2 separate regions of the Homo sapiens genome follow, and region 1 is linked to region 2. A link is a loop called in an ENCODE intact Hi-C map of the cell type or tissue named here. Cell type or tissue: PC-3. All regions are shown on one strand. Each heading gives the region's core, and the rest is flanking DNA. Links, peaks and the distances in the headings are about the cores only.

Region 1 (8,719 bases), core at 292-8,291, 100 kb after region 2:
AGATAATTCTAGGCCAACCATCCAGTCAATTGTAGACCAACCCATCACCCATGGCATTAATAGAGTAACCATCCCAAAGCATTCTCAAGTGACTTCAAAGATTTATAAAACAGTCATTTTGCTGACACTTATCAAAACAGAAATTTGGTTATACAAGATTGATCTCTTAACTACTTAGAATTCCTAACCGACTAAATAACATCAACATCCAACAGTGCTAAATCCTCAGTAACTCCTGTAAAAGCATAAAAATGGGCTTTCTGGCCAGCCGCGGTGGCTCACGCCTGTAATCCCAACATTTTGGGAGGCTGAGGTGGGTGGATCACCTGAGGTCAGGAGTTCAAGACCAGCCTGACCAACATGGTGAAACCCCGTCTCCACTGAAAATACAAAAATTAAATAGGCATGGTGGTGCACACCTATAGTCCCAGCTACTCATGGAGCTGAGGCAGGAGAATCGCTAGAACACAGAGGCAGAGGCTGCAGTGAGCCGAGATCGTGCCACTGCACGCCAGCCTGGGTGACAGAGTGAGACTCTGTCTCAAAAAAAAAAAAAAAAAAAAAAAAAAAAGGGAGGGGGACTTTCTTTGTGGAAAAATAGCACTGAACATTAAACCAATCCTTGTTCCTCCTAGAAAGTGGAAAAAGTATAAAAACAATTCCTATTGGCCAGAATATTGATGTGGTAGCTTGAATTTATTAAATAAACAAATTAACCAACTAAAAAAATGTGAAATATTTTAAGCAAAATGATCTTAGCTCATATGGAACTGCTAAAGTGAGACAAAGCTGCAGTAAAAAGACTATTAACTTGTGAGAATACTGATCAGAAAGAAAAGAATGTTCATGGAAATTTAGCCTAAAAGAAGGCAAGGGACATGTAAACTGTTTTTCAAAAACCGGAGATTCATAAAAATCTAGGATCTTGTCCTCATAAATGTCAAAGAATTCCTCCATTCTGGCCAAGCGGTCCTCTGACCTCTGCTTGAACCTTCCAACACTGTGAACTGGTTGTTTGATAAAGACACGTCTGAATATTGGCAAGTTTTTAAACCAAACCCACATTCATCTTCCTGAAATTTTCATTGTTCATGCATACTTATTTTGCTTGGCAATAAACAATTTAATCACCTTTTATTATAAGACAGTTCTTCAAATATCTTAAAACATTTATGCCCCAGAGTTTTCTCTTCTGTTCTATTTCTCTAAATATTCACAGTTCTTTCAATTGGTCTCCATGAAACATGGATATAAGGTTTTCTAGTTTATACTCTAAAGTTATCTCTAGTCGAAACAAAGAAATTAAAAAGTATATCCAAATAGCTTCTTTCCTATTCAGTTGAGTTTTAGACAACATGAATTTTAACATGAAGACTGCCTGCAATTAATTTTAGCTACAATACAAGCAATTTAAAATCTGACAAAAATGTACCAGGGTCAGCTAAAGAGTTTGTTAAGTTTTACTGTAGCAGAGATATTTTATAAAGACCATTAAATCTGTGCTCCCCATACGTCAACATTTAACTAGCTGTTTTGAGGCATAGCAACTTCCTAAATACACAGAGAAAAAAACTTTCATTGCTTTAAAGAAATCTCTTGCCTTGACCCCAAAAGTGCTTCCTTGATAAGGATATAATATATATTTTGGAGAGTTCCCTAGAAATAAAATGAGTATCTCCAACCCAGATACCCTGAAGAGGCCAATCATGGCAAAATGCTAAAGGCCATTCCTTCTAAGCAAAACTGGCTATCCATCATACATACCAAAGCCAATTTTGAGCATTCCAGTTTGTTATTGAGGAAATATTGTGTAATTTGAAGTCAGATTTCATGAGTTTATGTCTCAATTCCACTGTGGAAAACTTGGGCAATCTATTCTACCACTTCATCTTATTTTCCTCATATGTAAAACAAGGTTAATACTACTAAAAATGGTCTCAAATGATATAAAATTCATGAAACCACTGTCAATAAAAAGTGTCATTTTGGCCAGGCACGGTGGCTCATGCCTGTAATCCCAGAACTTTGGGAGGCCGAGGCAGGCGGATCACGAGGTCAGAAGATCGAGACCATCCTGGCTAACACGGTGAAACCCCGTCTCTACTAAAAATACAAAAAATTAGCTGGGCGTGGTGGTGGGCACCTGCAGTCCCAGCTACTCCGGAGGCTGAGGCAGGAGAATGGCGTGAACCCAGGAGGTAGGCTTGCAGTGAGCCGAGACCTTGCCAGTGCCCTCCAGACTGGGCAACAGAGCAAGACTCCGTCTCAAAAAAAAAAAAAAGTGTTATTTCAATGTTTGATATTTTAATTAGTTTAATGGTCTTCCCAACTCCTATTCTGAGACATCAGTAATTATTATCCATGAGTCCCAGTCACATGCCATCAGGAAAAAAGGTGTGGATAGGAGACAAGGTTTCTGGACATAACATTGATGTACCACTTCCCTGAAAAAAAAAAAAAAACCTCAATTTTTTTCAGTACTAAATTTATTGTACTACTTGAAAGAGCAAGATTGAATAATTACAAAAAAAGTGTTTTCCAGAAAATGTTAGTCTATTCCATTAAGCAAAATAATTCTATTTCTTATACGTACACAAGGCGCACTCCACATTGCAAGTCTACGGCAAGATTTGTAACGGCAAAATCAAATTCATCAAATGGTGTCTGAACATGGTTAACAGGTAATCCCAATAAGCCAAGGTGACGGGAAAGGTCACCTTCACCACTTAGGAAATCTCGTGAAAAAGCCAAAAGGATTTCTTTACTAGCCTATAAAGAAATAAGTTCCAGATATTATATTCCAATATTATAATTTTGCTTATAATAAAAACAAATCCTCCAAATCATTCTGTACATATAAAAATAAAATAATATAAAAAGTTTCATATTATACATTAATAATGCAAACTTCATACATATTTCCAACTTAAGATCTTTCTAAAAGTTGCTCATAATAATACACTATAAAAACTAGCATTAACTTGATTATATACTACATCAAAATTAGGGAAGAAATTTTCTCAAAAATTAAATCTTCAGAAGCATAGTTTAATCCATTTTCAAGTCAAAATTAAGAGTAATGATAATGTGCTGATGAAAGGTAAACCAATAAAAACGAGGGATGGTTAGAATTACTGATGGGACTCACCAGACAGGCATTCCTATTTTACTCCTCTGAGTATTATTCTTTGGAAAACTAATTTTTTTTCTAAAGAGAAAACATACCATGAAAGCAAGCAAAAGTCGTAAATGGGAAATATAAAATATAAAGCATACAATGAAAAGCATACCTTGAATTCGGCATCTTTACAGAAGAGACAAGGATCATGATCAATGAGTCTGGAAATTTTAGCATAATCAAGAAAACAGACCAACAACAATAACTTTTTCAATGTAAACTTGGACAAAGCTTCTTCATGACCTTAAATAAAGTACAAAAAAGCACAGCAAGTTAATCTATGAAAGGTAGGTTTCATCTTAAAATATGATAATAATAATAATAAGGTGTTAGTAAAACAAAAAGTGTAGGGTAGCAAGCACAAATAAAACACTATGTGCCTTTTTTAGTGCTTTATGTGTATAAATCCATTTAATCCTCCCAATATCTCTATGGGACAAGTATGCACCACTTAATATTTTCAATTCATAGATGAGGAAACAGGCACAGAGGCATCAAGAGATTTAGTTGGTCTTACTCAACAAATATTTAATGAACACCTACTACATGCAGGCACCATCGTAGGTGTTAGATATACAGTACCAAATTACAACAAACATGACCCCCATAGGACTTACAACCTACTGGGGGGAGAGGATGGGTAGAGACAACAGATAGAATTATAAATAGTGATGGAGGAATTAACGGGGAATGAGGGTGGAGGAAGGGAGAGTACTAGAAGCAGAGACTTATTTAGATTGGTTTCTTTGAGAAAGGAAAATGTAAACAGAAACAGGAAGAATGACAATAAGCCATTCATGTATAATGTGGAGAGAATGTAGGAGAGGCAGAGATACTTACCATCTCTATACAGGTGAGGAACAGTGGGGTGTCTATACTCAGCTGCTATATCAGGATTCCAAAGTAGGCGATTCAGAATAAACATAGCCAACCCTGTGACATCACTGTTATCTTCCAAAGATATGAGTTCTCCATAAGTTGTCTGAAAATAAATTAAAGCCAAAGTCAGAATTATGCTATCTCTAAGAAACAAAGGGAAGTGACTGAGGAATGGCAGACCATAACCTAAGGAACTGGCAATGTTCTACTTTCTAAATGACATGGTTATTTGCTAAATAACTTCTTTAAACTATGCATATATGATTTATGTATATCTTATTGTATATAGTATACGTTGCAATGCAAAAAGACAAAGCTCAGGACTAAGATAAGTCTTAATCATCTGACGAGCAACATTCCCATTTTAATTTTTTCATTTAAGTTAAAGAACTATCAAATATAGGCATGTTGTTCAAATTTATTTATAACTGTCCCATTAAGTACATCGTGAAGTTATAACAGAAACCTAAATATTCAAATTTTTATGATAGTTATCAATGTAGAAAACATCTGCAAATCATCCAAGATAATTTGGAAAGCACAGGTCTGTTTATAATCAATGATTTAAATATAAAATTAGTTTAACATTAGCATGCTTATTAATAATTTTTAAAGCAATTAGGAAAAACTTAAAAAATATCAAATTCTGCAACCCTACATTGACAAAATATAAAGATTAAAGCATGGAAAAGTATTAATTATTACCTACCAAAATAGAGGAATTTAACTTTATTTACTTTTTTTGGCCTTTGAAATTTTCTTAAAATCCTCACGTACATTTATTTAAAGAATCCTAGGGTGTAGTAATAAGGTACCTGTAAAAAGATTATACATCCCCACCACCTGCCATAAATTTGCTGTGACTTGTGGGAGGTTAATACATTCCTAACTAGTTTGTGCTTAGCTACATAATGTGCTTTGGCCAATGGAATGTGGGTGGAGATGATACAAATTACATCCAAGAGGTTTTAAAAAGCATTGCAAGGTTCCACACAAAGTTCTTGATTTTATTTTTGCCACAAAAAAGCTATGTCCCAAATATGGGGGGCTCTATTTCAATTGAGGTTCCAGAATTCTTTCATATGTGAAGCAGAGCTAGTTGATCTGTAACTTGCCAACTATTTAAAGGGAAAGGACACTGGAATTGAAATAAGAAATCCCAGCAATGACACCACAATGCTGTGTAACCACAGTAAGCTTATTATTTATTCTCTCTGGGCCTCAATTTATTGGTATATAAAAGCCAGATTATTACAAAGATCCTGTTCGGTCCCAAAGACTCTTCTATTCCAAAACCTGGAATAAACTGAAATAGTAATGGGAGACCCTACATTAAGAAGGTAAGAAACCTAGAAAAAATGTGAAAGCATACTAGCAAAAAACTAAAGAATACAGACGCACAAAAGATACTTTTAATAAAAATGTCTTTAAACAGCCAATTACTAATAGTATCTTTCTAATTCAGTCAGTTTCAACATTCTAGGTATTACAGAGCCAAGAACTATGTAAAGAATGCAAATCCTGATGACATTTTTATGAGTACTATTTAATCAGATTGGTATAGGTTCAACTCCTGACCAAATAATTGGCATAGGGCAAGTCACTTTTTTTTTTTTTGAGAAGGAGTCTCGCTCTGTCACCCAGGCCCAGGCTGGAGTGCAGTCGTGCGATCTCGGCTAACTGCAAGCTCCACCTCCCGGGTTCCCCTCATTCTCCTGCCTCAGCCTCCCAAGTAGCTGGGACTACACGCGCCCACCATCACGCCTGGCTGATTTTTTTGTATTTTTAGTAGAGATAGGGTTTCACCATGTTAGCCAGGATGGTCTCCATCTCCTGACCTCACGATCAGCTCACCTCAGTCTCCCAAAGTGCTCGGATTACAGCATGAGCCACCACACCTGGCCAGGGCAAGTCACTTTAACATCTAAGCTTCTGTTTCGTTAGTGAAGTGGAAATAATAATACATACTTCACTGGGTTTTAAGAAATTTAAATTAGAAAATGTATTCACAGCAGCCTCGTTTTGGCATTTGTAAATTTGCAAAAATGAGTTTACTATAGTTGTCATTACGTGCAACACCAAATTATGTTTAAAGAGACTGTACAGTAAAATGTTGTATTACAATATGGTGTAATAATATATAATGGCATAGTCTATTTACCTAATAAGCATTTATTAACGGGTATTACATTTTATACTAAAAGATGAATCAAGCTAACCTAATGACTTTCAACTTTTATAAGTAAAACTACATTGTAATAAAATGAGTCTATTCTACAAAAAGTATATAATAAAAAAATATTATTTTAGAAACCTGAAATATATGCTTACCTCTAGACCAATTCGAAGCCACAAAGGATTGTAGGACAACAGCCAATTCAGGACTTTCTGACGTTCTCCTGAAATGCATGTCAAAGGCAAATAAGTTCAAATTGATAATCAAATAGAGACAAGAAATAAAACTTCAAGGAGAGTATATCAGTGGGAAAAAAATACTTGCTTATATGAAATAAGTTAATTTAAATAAAATACACTTATAGTCTTAAATATACATGATCATATTCAAGTATGTGGGATTTTTGGCAGCAAAGCTAAAGCATGTATACCTAGTTTTGAAATACAAAATCTCTTGGGGACATCAGTATCTGGAAGAGATACCTGCATTCTTATGTTCATTGCAGCATTATCCACAATATCCAAGATATGGAATCAATCTAAGTGTCCATTAGTGAATAAGTGGATAAAGAAAATGTGGGGTATGTGTATGTGTGTGTACGTATATATACAAATAAATATATATGATAAATATATATATATTTATATATAATGAAGTACTATTCAGTCTTAAAAATGAAAATCCTGTCACTTGTGATAACATGGATCAATCTGGAGGATATTATGCAAACTGAAATAGCCTAAGCATAGAAAAACAAATACTGTATGATCTCATTTATATGTGAAATCTAAACAAGTTGAATTTATAGAAGCACAGAGAATGGTGGTTGCCAGAGAATGGGGTAGAGGGACTGGGGCGATGTTGTCAAAGGAGTATAAAGTCTCAGTTACGCAGGATGAATAAATTCTGGAGATCGAATGTACACCATGACGACTATAGTTAATAACAGTGACTTGTATACTTGAAATTTGCTGAGAGTACTTCTTAAATGTTTTCACCACACATACACACAAGAAGGTAACTATGTGAGTAGATACATTAATTAGCTTGATTGTTATAATCATTTAATAATATATACATATATCAACATCATGTTGTATACCTTAAATATATGCCAGTTTTACCTGTCAATTATATGTCAATAAAGCCGGGGGAAAAAAACACAAAATCTCTTGAATGTTTTTAAAGAATTAATGTCAAGATTTCTGCAGTCTTCTTACCCACATCTTTCCATAGGTGTCTATCTTTTCGAACAATTAACCGCCTAGCTTCAATTTCAATTTCAAGCTTTTTAATAGCTTTAACCATTTTTTCAGAAGTAAACAAACGGCATGCTGCACGACGTAGTCTGTTTAACCTACACCGAGCAGTATAAGCTCTGAGAGACATTTCCTCTTTTGTAGGTGCTCTAGGAACACTTATTTTATGTTGATTCTCTATTCCCAAAAGAAGAGTAGCAGCATTTACTGGGTAAAAACAAAAGAAAGAATGTTTCTGGTTAAACAATATCTCTACATATTCTTAAATCCAGCAATAAAATGCAATTTCAGACGGTAAAAACATAATCTATTCCTCACCCACTCCAAGCTTACTCCTTAGGCCAATCTATCATCGCAACCTGTTAGCTCTACCTGCAAAATGTATTCCAAGTCTAGCCACTTTTCACCGCCTCTACTATCACAAATTCAAACATGATTATCTCTAATCCGGACTAATGAATTAACTTCCTCACTGGTTTATCTGTTCCCATCCTTTTTATAAATTAATAAAAGTCAAGTTTCTAAGGAATATAATTTTTAAAAACCAATTGAATTTTGAAATGTAATTTAATCTTTTATAAAACACATTTTCTTTTAAGAAAAGAACGAAAAATGGGGCTTTGCTCCCTTTTGGAAAAGAAACAACTTTTTTCTTTTTTTTTAAGTGATCTCTAAGATCACTGCTTAGAGAGCATCTAATTCAAAGACCCTTTTAATACAAAAATCCAGCCAGGTACAATTGCTCACACCTGTAATCCCAGCCTTTTGGGAGGCCAAGGCAAGTGAATTCCTCGAGCCTAGGAGTTCAAGACCAACTCTGGCAACATAGCAAGAACTCTTCTATTCAAAAATAAAAAATAATAAAAAAAAAAAACTAGCCAGGCATGGTGGCGTGCACTGGTAGTCACAACTACTCAGGAGTTTGAGGGAGCAAGATTGCTTGAGCCTGGGAAGTGGAGGCTGCAGTGACCTGTGATCACACCAATGCACTCCAGACTGGGTGAGGGAGTGAGACCTTGTCTCCAACAGCAAAAAAGAAAAAAAATCCTATACACGCGCTTCTCTGACAAAAATAAATCAGTGTCTGTCTGAACACCAGAATAGGAAAATCATCACTTTAAAAGTTAGCCTATATGATGATTTGACAATTTAAACATTCATAAGAATTTTTCCTTATCTTCAGCTGAAATTGATCCCTATAATTTCTAAGCAAGAGCTGCACAAAAG
Region 2 (8,719 bases), core at 476-8,475:
CCTAGAGATCTGTGGAACTTCAAACTTGAGAGAGATGACTTAGGGTATCTGGTGGAAGAAATTTCTAAGCAGCAAAGTATTCAAGATATAACCTGGCTTTTTCTGAAAGCACACAGTCGTATGTGTTCACAAAGAGATTATTTGAAATTGGGACTTATGTTTAAAAGGGAAGCAGACCATAAAATTTGGAAAATTTGCAGCCTGACCATGCAATAGGAAAGAAAAATCCATTTTCTGGGGAGAAATTCAAGCCTGCTGCAGAAATTTGCATAACAAACAGCCAAATGTTAATAATCAAGACAAGGGAGAAAATGTCTCCTGAGCATTTCGGAGATCTTCACGGCAGCCCCTCCCATCACAAGCCTGGAAGCCCAGGAGGGAAAAATGGTTTTGTGGGCTGGGCCCAGGGCCCTGCTACTCTGTGCAGCCTTGGGACATGGCCCCTTGTGTCCCAGTCACTCCAGCTCCAGCAGTGGCTAAAACGGATCGAGGTACATCTTGGGCTGTTTCTTCAGAGGATGCAAGCCCCAAGCCTTGGTGGCTTCCAAGTGTTGGGGCTGCAGGTGTGCAGAAGATAAGAGTTGAGCTTTGAGAGCCTCTGCCTAAATTTCAGAGGATGTATGGAAATGCCTTGATGACCAGCCAGAAGTCTGCTGCAGGAGCAGAGCCCTCATGGAGAATCTCTACTAGGGCAATGCAGAAGGGAAACATGGGGTTGGAGCTTCCACACAGAGTCCCCACTGGGAGACTGCCTAGTGGAGCTGTGAGAATACGGTTACCACCCTCTAGATCCCAGAATGGTATATCCACCAACAGCTTGCATTGTGCACCAGAAAAGTCGCAGGCACTCAACACCAGCCTGTGAAATAAGCTGCGGGGGCTGTACCCTGCAAAGCCACAGGGGCAGAGCAGCCCAAGGCCTTGGGAGCCCACCTCTTGCATCATTGTGTTTTGGATGTGAGACACGGAATCAAAGGAGTTTATTTTGGTGCTTTAAGATTTAATAAGTGCCCTGCCAGTTTTCAGATTTGCATGGGGCCTGCAGCCCCTTTGGTTTGGCCAAGTTCTTCCATTTGGAATGAGAACATTTACCCAGTGCCTGTACCCCCATTGTATCTTGGAAGTAACTAACTTGTTTGATTTTAACAGCTCATGGTCAGAAGGGACTTGCTTTGTCAGATGAGACTTTGGAATTGGACTTTTGAGTTAATGCTGGAATGTGTTAAGACTTTGGGCGACTGTTGGGAAGGCATGATTGGTTCTGAAATGTGAAAAGGACATGAGATTTGGAAGAGACCAGGGGTGGAATGATATCGTTTGATTCTGTGTCCCCACCCAAATCTCATCTGAAATTGTAATCCCTACATGTCAAGAGAGGGACCTGGTGAGAGGTGATTGGACCATGGGGGTGGTTTCCCACATGCTGTTCTCATGATAGTGAGTGAGTTCTCATGAGAGCTAATGGTTTTATAGTGTGGTACTTCCTTGCTGTCTCTCTCTCTCTCTCTCTCTCTCTCCCCTGCTGCTATATGAAAAGGCCCTTGCTTCCCCTTTACCTTCTGCCATGATTGTAAGTTCTGAGGCCTCCCCACCCATGCAGAATTGTGAATCAATTAAATCTTTTTCCTTTATAAATTACTCAGTCTCCAGTAGCTCTTTATAGCAGTGTGAAAAAAGGCTAATACTGGTGTCATCGGTAAATGTTCTGAACTTTCCCCCTCAATCACTAATTACTAGTACCTCCTGGCTCAGTTTTCTTCCTCACTCCAAATCCTTTCATCTCTGTTAGCATTAATATCTGCTTTGTTGTACCACTCAACAAATTTGCTTCTCAATCCTTTATTGCCTCATCTCTGTTGCCACTTTTCTCGACTTTATGTTCCTATTGCCAAAGTACAGTCTTTCCCATCATCTGAAACTCCTCAATTTCCAAAGTCACAAATTCATATATTCTGCTCATTAATTACCATATTTATTTCTTCTGACTAGCTTACTCACACTTCCATGGAAATACTGTTTTAACACATTGATACTTTTAACTTAATGCCCCTACTACTTTCTCACATCCTTTAGTAGTCTCCAGTATTTACTCTTTCTTCATGTCTCTCTTCAAATTAAATAGCTCACATTCCAAATAATTCTTTTGCAAGCAACCTTAAATCTCTTGCCCCACTTTCCTTTTGATTGCACAGTCTAGCAAATACTCATGGCTGAATAAACTTACACATCCATCTTCTCCATTTATGTACATAAGCAGCCAAGTGTTGTAAAGAAAGGCAAAAAAAAAAAAAAGATTAGTATCTCTAAAAATTCATGACTCAGCACTGCTAAACAATCCTACTCTATCTTGTTTTTGTCTGCTTAGTACCCCACCACTTTGTTGTGATTAAGGCTCTACCCCCTTGGCAAAAGTACTGAACATGTCACGTAACTGTCCTGGGGATATTAACTGAGCACGCCCATTACTGTATCTTAATACCCCAGACTCTACTTTCATTTGGTGTGTTTGTGTACATTGAAAACTAAGAATCTGACAGAGTAGGGACTTTCATGATTTCTTTTTTTTTAATTTCAACTTTTATTTTAGGTTTAGGGGGTACATGTGCAGATTTGTTACATGGGCGTATTGTGTGATGCTGAAGTTTGCCATATGAATGATTCCGTCACCCAGGTAGTGAACATAGAACCCAATAGGTAGTTTTTCAGCCCTTTCCCTCTTCCCTTTCTCCCCTCCCTAGTAATCTGCAGTATTTATTGTTGCTCTCTGTGTGTCCGTAAGTACTCGATATTTAGCTCCCACTTATAAGTAAGAATATATAGTATTTGGTTTTCTGTTCCTGTGTTAATTCACTTAGGATAATGGCCTCTAGCTGCATCCATGTTGCTGCAAAGGACACAGTTTTTTTTCTTTTTGTGGCTGCATAATATTCCATGGTGTGTATGTACCACATTTTCTTTATCCAATCCACCATGGATGGGCACCTACATTGATTCCATATCTTTGCTATTGTGAATAATGCTTTGATGAACATATGCATGCATTTGTCTTTATGGTAGGATGATTTATAGCTCTTCAAGTATATATCCAGTAATGAGATTGCTGGGTCGAATGGTAGTCCTATTTTAAGTTCTTTGAGAAATTGCCAAACTGCTTTCCACAGTGGCTAAAGTAATTTACACTCCCACCAACAGGATATAAGTGTTCCCTTTTCTCCACAGACTCACCAGCATCTGTTATTTTTTTACTTTTTAATAATAAGCATTCTTACTCATGTGAGATGGCATCTCATTGTGATTTTGATTTGCATTTCTCTGATGATTAGTAATGTTGGGAGTTTTTTCATGTTTATGACTGATTGTGTATATTCTTTTGAGAAGTATCTGTTCATGTCCTTTGCCCATTTTATAATGGGGTTACTTTGTTTGTTGAATTAAGTTTCTTACAGATTCTGATGTTAAAACTTTGGCACATGCATAGCTTGTGAATAGTTTCTTCCATTCTGTAGGTTGTCTGTTTACCCTGTTGATGTGTTTGCTGTTGTTGCTGTTTTGCTGTGAAGGAAGCTTTTCAGTTTAACTAGGCCCCACTTGTCCATTTTTGGTATTGTTGCAATTGCTTTTGAGGACTTAGTCATAAATTATTTGCCAAGGTTGATGTCCAAAATAGTATTTCCTAGGTTTTCTTCTAAGGTTTTTATAGTTTGAGGTCTTACATTTAAATCTTTACTCCATCTTGAGTTAATTTTTGTATATAGGGTAAGATTAGGGGTCTAGTTTCATTCTTCTGCATAGCTAGCCAGGTATCTCAGCACCATTTATTAAATAGGGCATCCTTTCCCCCATTGTTTATTTTTGTGAACTTTTTCAAAGATCAAATGGTTTGTAGGTGTACAGCTTCAGCTTCATTTCTGGGATCCTTCTGTTCCATTGGTGTATATGTCTGTCTTTGTACCAGTGACATGCAGTTTTGATTAATGTAGCCTTATAGTGTGGTTTGGAGTCAGGTAATGTGATGCCTTTTGTTTTGTTTTTTGTTTGTTTGTTTTCTGTTTTGTTTTTTTTTTTCTCAGCATTGCTTTGGCTATTTGGGCTTTTTTTTTTGTTTCTATAACTAAAATAATATAACCAGAAATATAAGCAAATGTATGTTTAAAAATGAATGTAGTTAAAAGTTTAAATTGTGATTTAGAAATCTGTTAATTTTTCTTACTAAAATAGAGCTCCGAATATGTAATAAAACAAGTACTACTCATAGTAACACTAAAATTATATTAATAAAACTTAAAGGCTCATCTTTCAAATGTACATTTTTATGCAGACAAAAGCTAATGATAGATTAATAATAAATATAGGTTAAACAGAAGTATAAAGTAGTGGAGGGAAAATTGTCTAAATAGATGTTTGACAAATTATTTTGAACTCCTTTTCTTTTTATAAAGTTTGCAGATGGTTGTATCTCAGCATGTCATGGGTCACATGTGGATTTCAACAGCACTTTGAACAAAATTACTTCTAATAATATATGGAAAAGTGGGAAAATATTTAGATTTCATTCTTTGAAATATCATGAATTTTTAGGAAAATTAAGAGTATATACATTCAATCACAAAAGGGAGAATTTATAAAGAAGTAAGTCTGGAGTACAGAAACACTTCTAATAAAAGGTTTTGATCAAATGTTAAATAAAGCTCTTATCTCAGCAATATTTGCTTATTTTTATTGAAGCAAAGAGTGATTTAGTATATACCCTCACATAAGGTGGCAGTGTTCATTTTCCAAAAAGGAAATACATTTTTTTTTCTTTTTTCTTTTTTCTTTTTCTTTTTCTTTCTTTCTTTTCTTTTCTTTTTTTTTTTTTTTGAGAAGGAGTCTCCCTCTGTCACCCAGGCTAAAGTACAGTGACACCATCTCTGCTCACTGCAACTTCCACCTCCTGGGTTCAAGTGATTCTTGTGCCTCAGTCTCCTGAGTAGCTGGAATTATAGGCACACACCACCGCGCCTGGCTAATTTTTTGTATTTTTATTAGAGGTAGGGTTTTACCATGTTGGCCGGGCTGGTCTGAAACTCCTCAAGTGATCCGCCCATCTCGGCCTCCCAAAGTGTTGGGATTACAGGCATGAGTCACTGTGTCCAGACAGAAATCAATTTTTTTTATCCTCTCGAGGTGCTGATGTTTACTCTGACAACTCTGGTGCTACAAGTTTACTGTGCACAATATATATTGAGGTAACCACAACTACTAGCACAAACAATATTAAATTATTAACAGGCCTGATTGTTCAGTACATGCAATCAAGTACTACTCTTTTCTTCAGCTTTATTGATACATAACTGACAAATAAAATTAAATATATTCAAGATGTACAACGTGATGTTTTGATCTATGTGCACATGGTGAAATGACTACCACAATCAAGCTAACTAATATACCTGTTACCTCACATACTTACCTTTCGTTTGTGGTGAGAATATTTAGGATCTACTCTCTTGGTAAATATCAGGTATGCAATATATTATTATTAACTGTAGTCATCATGCTGTACAAAAGGTCTCTGAATTTAGTCATCTTATAACTGTAAGTTTATACAGTTTGACCAACAGCTTCCCTTTTCTCCCACTTCTGACTCCTGGTAACTACTCTTCAACTCTTGGTTTCTATGAGTTCATGTTTTCAAAATTCCACATATAAGTGACATCATACAGTATTTTTCTTTCTGTTTTTTTTTCACTTTTTTTCTGTTTATTTCACTTAACATAATATTAATATCCTCTAGAATCTTCAAATCATCATGTTGCAACCAACGGGATTTCCTTCTTTTTTAAGGCTGAATAATATTTAATTGTATGTATATGTTACATTTTTCTTTCTCTTTTATTTTATTTATTTTTTTTTTTTTGGAGACTCGGTTTCACTCTGTTGCAGTGTAGTCGTATGATCTTAGCTCACTGCAGCCTTGAACTCCCAGGCTCAATCAATCCTCCCTCCTCAGCCTCCTGAGTAGCTGGGACTACAGATGAGCACCACCATGCCCAGCTAATTTTTTTATTTTTTGTAGAGATGAGGTCTCACGATGTTGCCCAAGCTAGCCTCGAACTCCTGGCTTCACGCAACCCTCCTCCCTCGGACTCCCAAAGTGCTGGGATTACAGGTGTGGGCCACCAGACTGGCCACATTTTCTTTCTTCATTTATGGACAGACACTTAGGTTGTTTCTATATCTTGGCTATTGGGAGTAATGCTTAATATCAGTATTGTAAAGAATTATTATGTATATATTCCTTGTTTTCTTTCCTTAAATATGGGTAAATAAAAAAGAAAAACTGGCCCACATGGTAGCTTATGCTTGTAATCCCAGCACTTTGGGAGGCTAAGGCAGACAGATTGCTTGAGCTCAGGAATTCAAGACCAGCTTGGGCAACAGGGCAAAACCCCATCTTTACAAAAAACACAAAAATTAACCAGGTGTGGTGGCACACACGTGTGGTTCCAGCTACTAGGGAGGCTGAAGTGGGAGTATTAGTTAAGCTCAGGAGATTGAGGCTGCTGTGAGTTGCGATGGCACCACTGCACTCCAGTCTGAGTGACAGAGCAAGACTTTGTCAAAAAAAAAGAAATGCAAAAGGCAGAGTAAGGAGGCAACAGAGAAAGGAAAATGTTAGGTATCTAGTTAATAGAGAAAATGTTTAGTGACTATATAATTAGTGTTATAATTACATTAAAAGTTTTAAATAGAAATACTTTTAAATAGAAATTTTAAGCGATTGTGATGATTTTCAGTTTTACTCAGGAAACAATGTAGCTAGCATATGCAACGGACTGCATCAGCATTAGAGGATGAAAATGTAAAACACGCTTTCCTCTTTCAAGGCACTAAGGTGCTTGTGGAGATAGTCATAAGCAGAACTTTTCAATACACTGTGAGACACAGAAAGACAAATACTGCATGATTACACTTACATGAGGTAACTAATATAGTCAAAATCACAGAATCAAAAAGTAGAATGGTGGTTACTGGGGGAGGAAGAGGGGAAAATGAGGAGTTACTAGTCAATAGGCATAAAGTTTGAGATAAACTGGATTAATAAGCTCTAGAGATCTGCTGTACAACATTGTACCTATAGTCAAAAATACTATATTGTGCACTTAAAATTTTTTATAGGGTGGATCTCATATAAGTTTTCTTACCACAATAACGTTTTTGAAAAACCCAAGTTAAAAACAAAAAAAAAGATTTTGTTCAAACAACTATATATATATGTGTGTGTTTTATATATACATAGTACAAATATATATTAATATATGCATTATTAATTAATATGCATTATTAAATACACAATTAAAAGGCATTATTAATTGAATAGTAATTAATATATGCATATATAATATATATGCATGCATGTTATACACAACTGCATATATAATATATATAATGAGAAATGACACAATGTAAATGTGTTCAAGGAGGGTTGATGAGCATATCATCCAATCTGGAGGAAGGAGAGTCAGGAATGGTTTCCTGAAAGAGATGACTGTGATCTGACTCTCAGTAGCTGAGTGAGAGTTGTTGGGGATGAGTATAACATTCTTGGCAGAAGAAATCAAACTACCAATATGCAGAGATGAAAAAGCACATTTTGTATGAAGAGAAATATTAAGTAAGCTTATATTGTTGAGGATAAAGAGCACACTGTAATAAGAGCAATGTGATAGAAAAGAGACAATTTACAGAGGACCTGCATGCTAGAATAAAAAGTAGGCTTGTCCTAAAGAGAATGCAGAGATTTTGTAGGGTTTTAGATAGAATAGAGATGAAGAAAGTTTGCATTTAGTAGATAATTCTGAAAGTCATGTGAAATATGATTCAGAGAAGAAGCAAGACTAGAGGCAGATAGATAAATTTGGAGTAGGCTAATTTCATTAGTCCAAGAGTAAGACTATGAGAACCTGAACCACAGTCATGATAGCAAAAATGAAAGAAACTGTAAATTCAAGAATTATTTCAGAGGTAAAATTAGCTGGATTTAGTGATTGAATAAAAGTGGTATAGGAACCAAGTGGATAAAGGAATCAGGACAAAAGCCAGGTTTATAACCTTCATGATTAGATGAATGATTATATCCATAGCAAGAGGAGGAAGAGAGAGAGAGAGACAGAGAGAGAAAGAAACCAAGACAGAGAGGGAGAGAGGCGGGGGATGCGGGGGAGTGGTAACATAAATTCAATTTTTATTACTTCACTTTCATGAAGTTACATATGAGTCTGAACCTGTGAGAAGAGTTTTGGGAAAAGATGTGGATTGAGAAGGGCAAAAAGCAGATGATGAAACCCTAAGTAGTGCAAACTTTATTTAATGGGCAGAAGTAGGAGTAAAAAGACTACGTACAAGGTCAAGAATAGTAATCAGAAACGTAGAAGCATAACCAGGAGAAAGTGGAATGATAGAAGCCAAGAAAAAGCAGTTTTCCAAGAAGGAGGGAATAGTGAATATTCACTGCCACAGAGGCACCTAGTAAAATAAAGGCTGAAACATACATGTGTTCCCAATACATGTTCCCAAACATATATGCATTTCAGATTAAAAAAAATGAATAATAAGTATAGAAGACAATTTTCAGTTAGTTGAGAAGTTATTTACTCCGTATTATTTCTTGTTATTTATATTTGTTTCATCTGTATCTTTCTATTGTATCGTTTTTAAAAATTCAGACTTTTATATA

The links. Peaks named below come from ENCODE experiments on the same cell type or tissue, not always from the same donor. Only the 100,000 strongest peaks of a DNase experiment are listed, where the experiment ranks them.
Region 1: it touches region 2 in a loop (4-fold over the local background); 2 of 110 quality-filtered maps call a loop at or near these places.

The regions. Positions count from the first base shown.
Region 1 is chr1:197,125,897-197,134,615 of GRCh38, forward strand. ASPM (assembly factor for spindle microtubules) reads right to left here. Exons shown (of 28, transcript NM_018136.5): 6 at 7,454-7,699; 7 at 6,389-6,456; 8 at 4,019-4,160; 9 at 3,291-3,421; 10 at 2,594-2,769. Among named protein-coding and RNA genes, the nearest start is that of ASPM, 16 kb to the right of the region's middle. In PC-3, for the core only: no CTCF peak of the experiment used is centred there; DNase peaks (open chromatin) are centred at 4,965 and 5,615; H3K4me3 peaks cover 1,466 bases; H3K27ac peaks cover 1,465 bases.
Region 2 is chr1:197,022,416-197,031,134 of GRCh38, forward strand. No RefSeq gene overlaps it. Among named protein-coding and RNA genes, the nearest start is that of F13B, 40 kb to the right of the region's middle. In PC-3, for the core only: no CTCF peak of the experiment used is centred there; no DNase peak of the experiment used is centred there.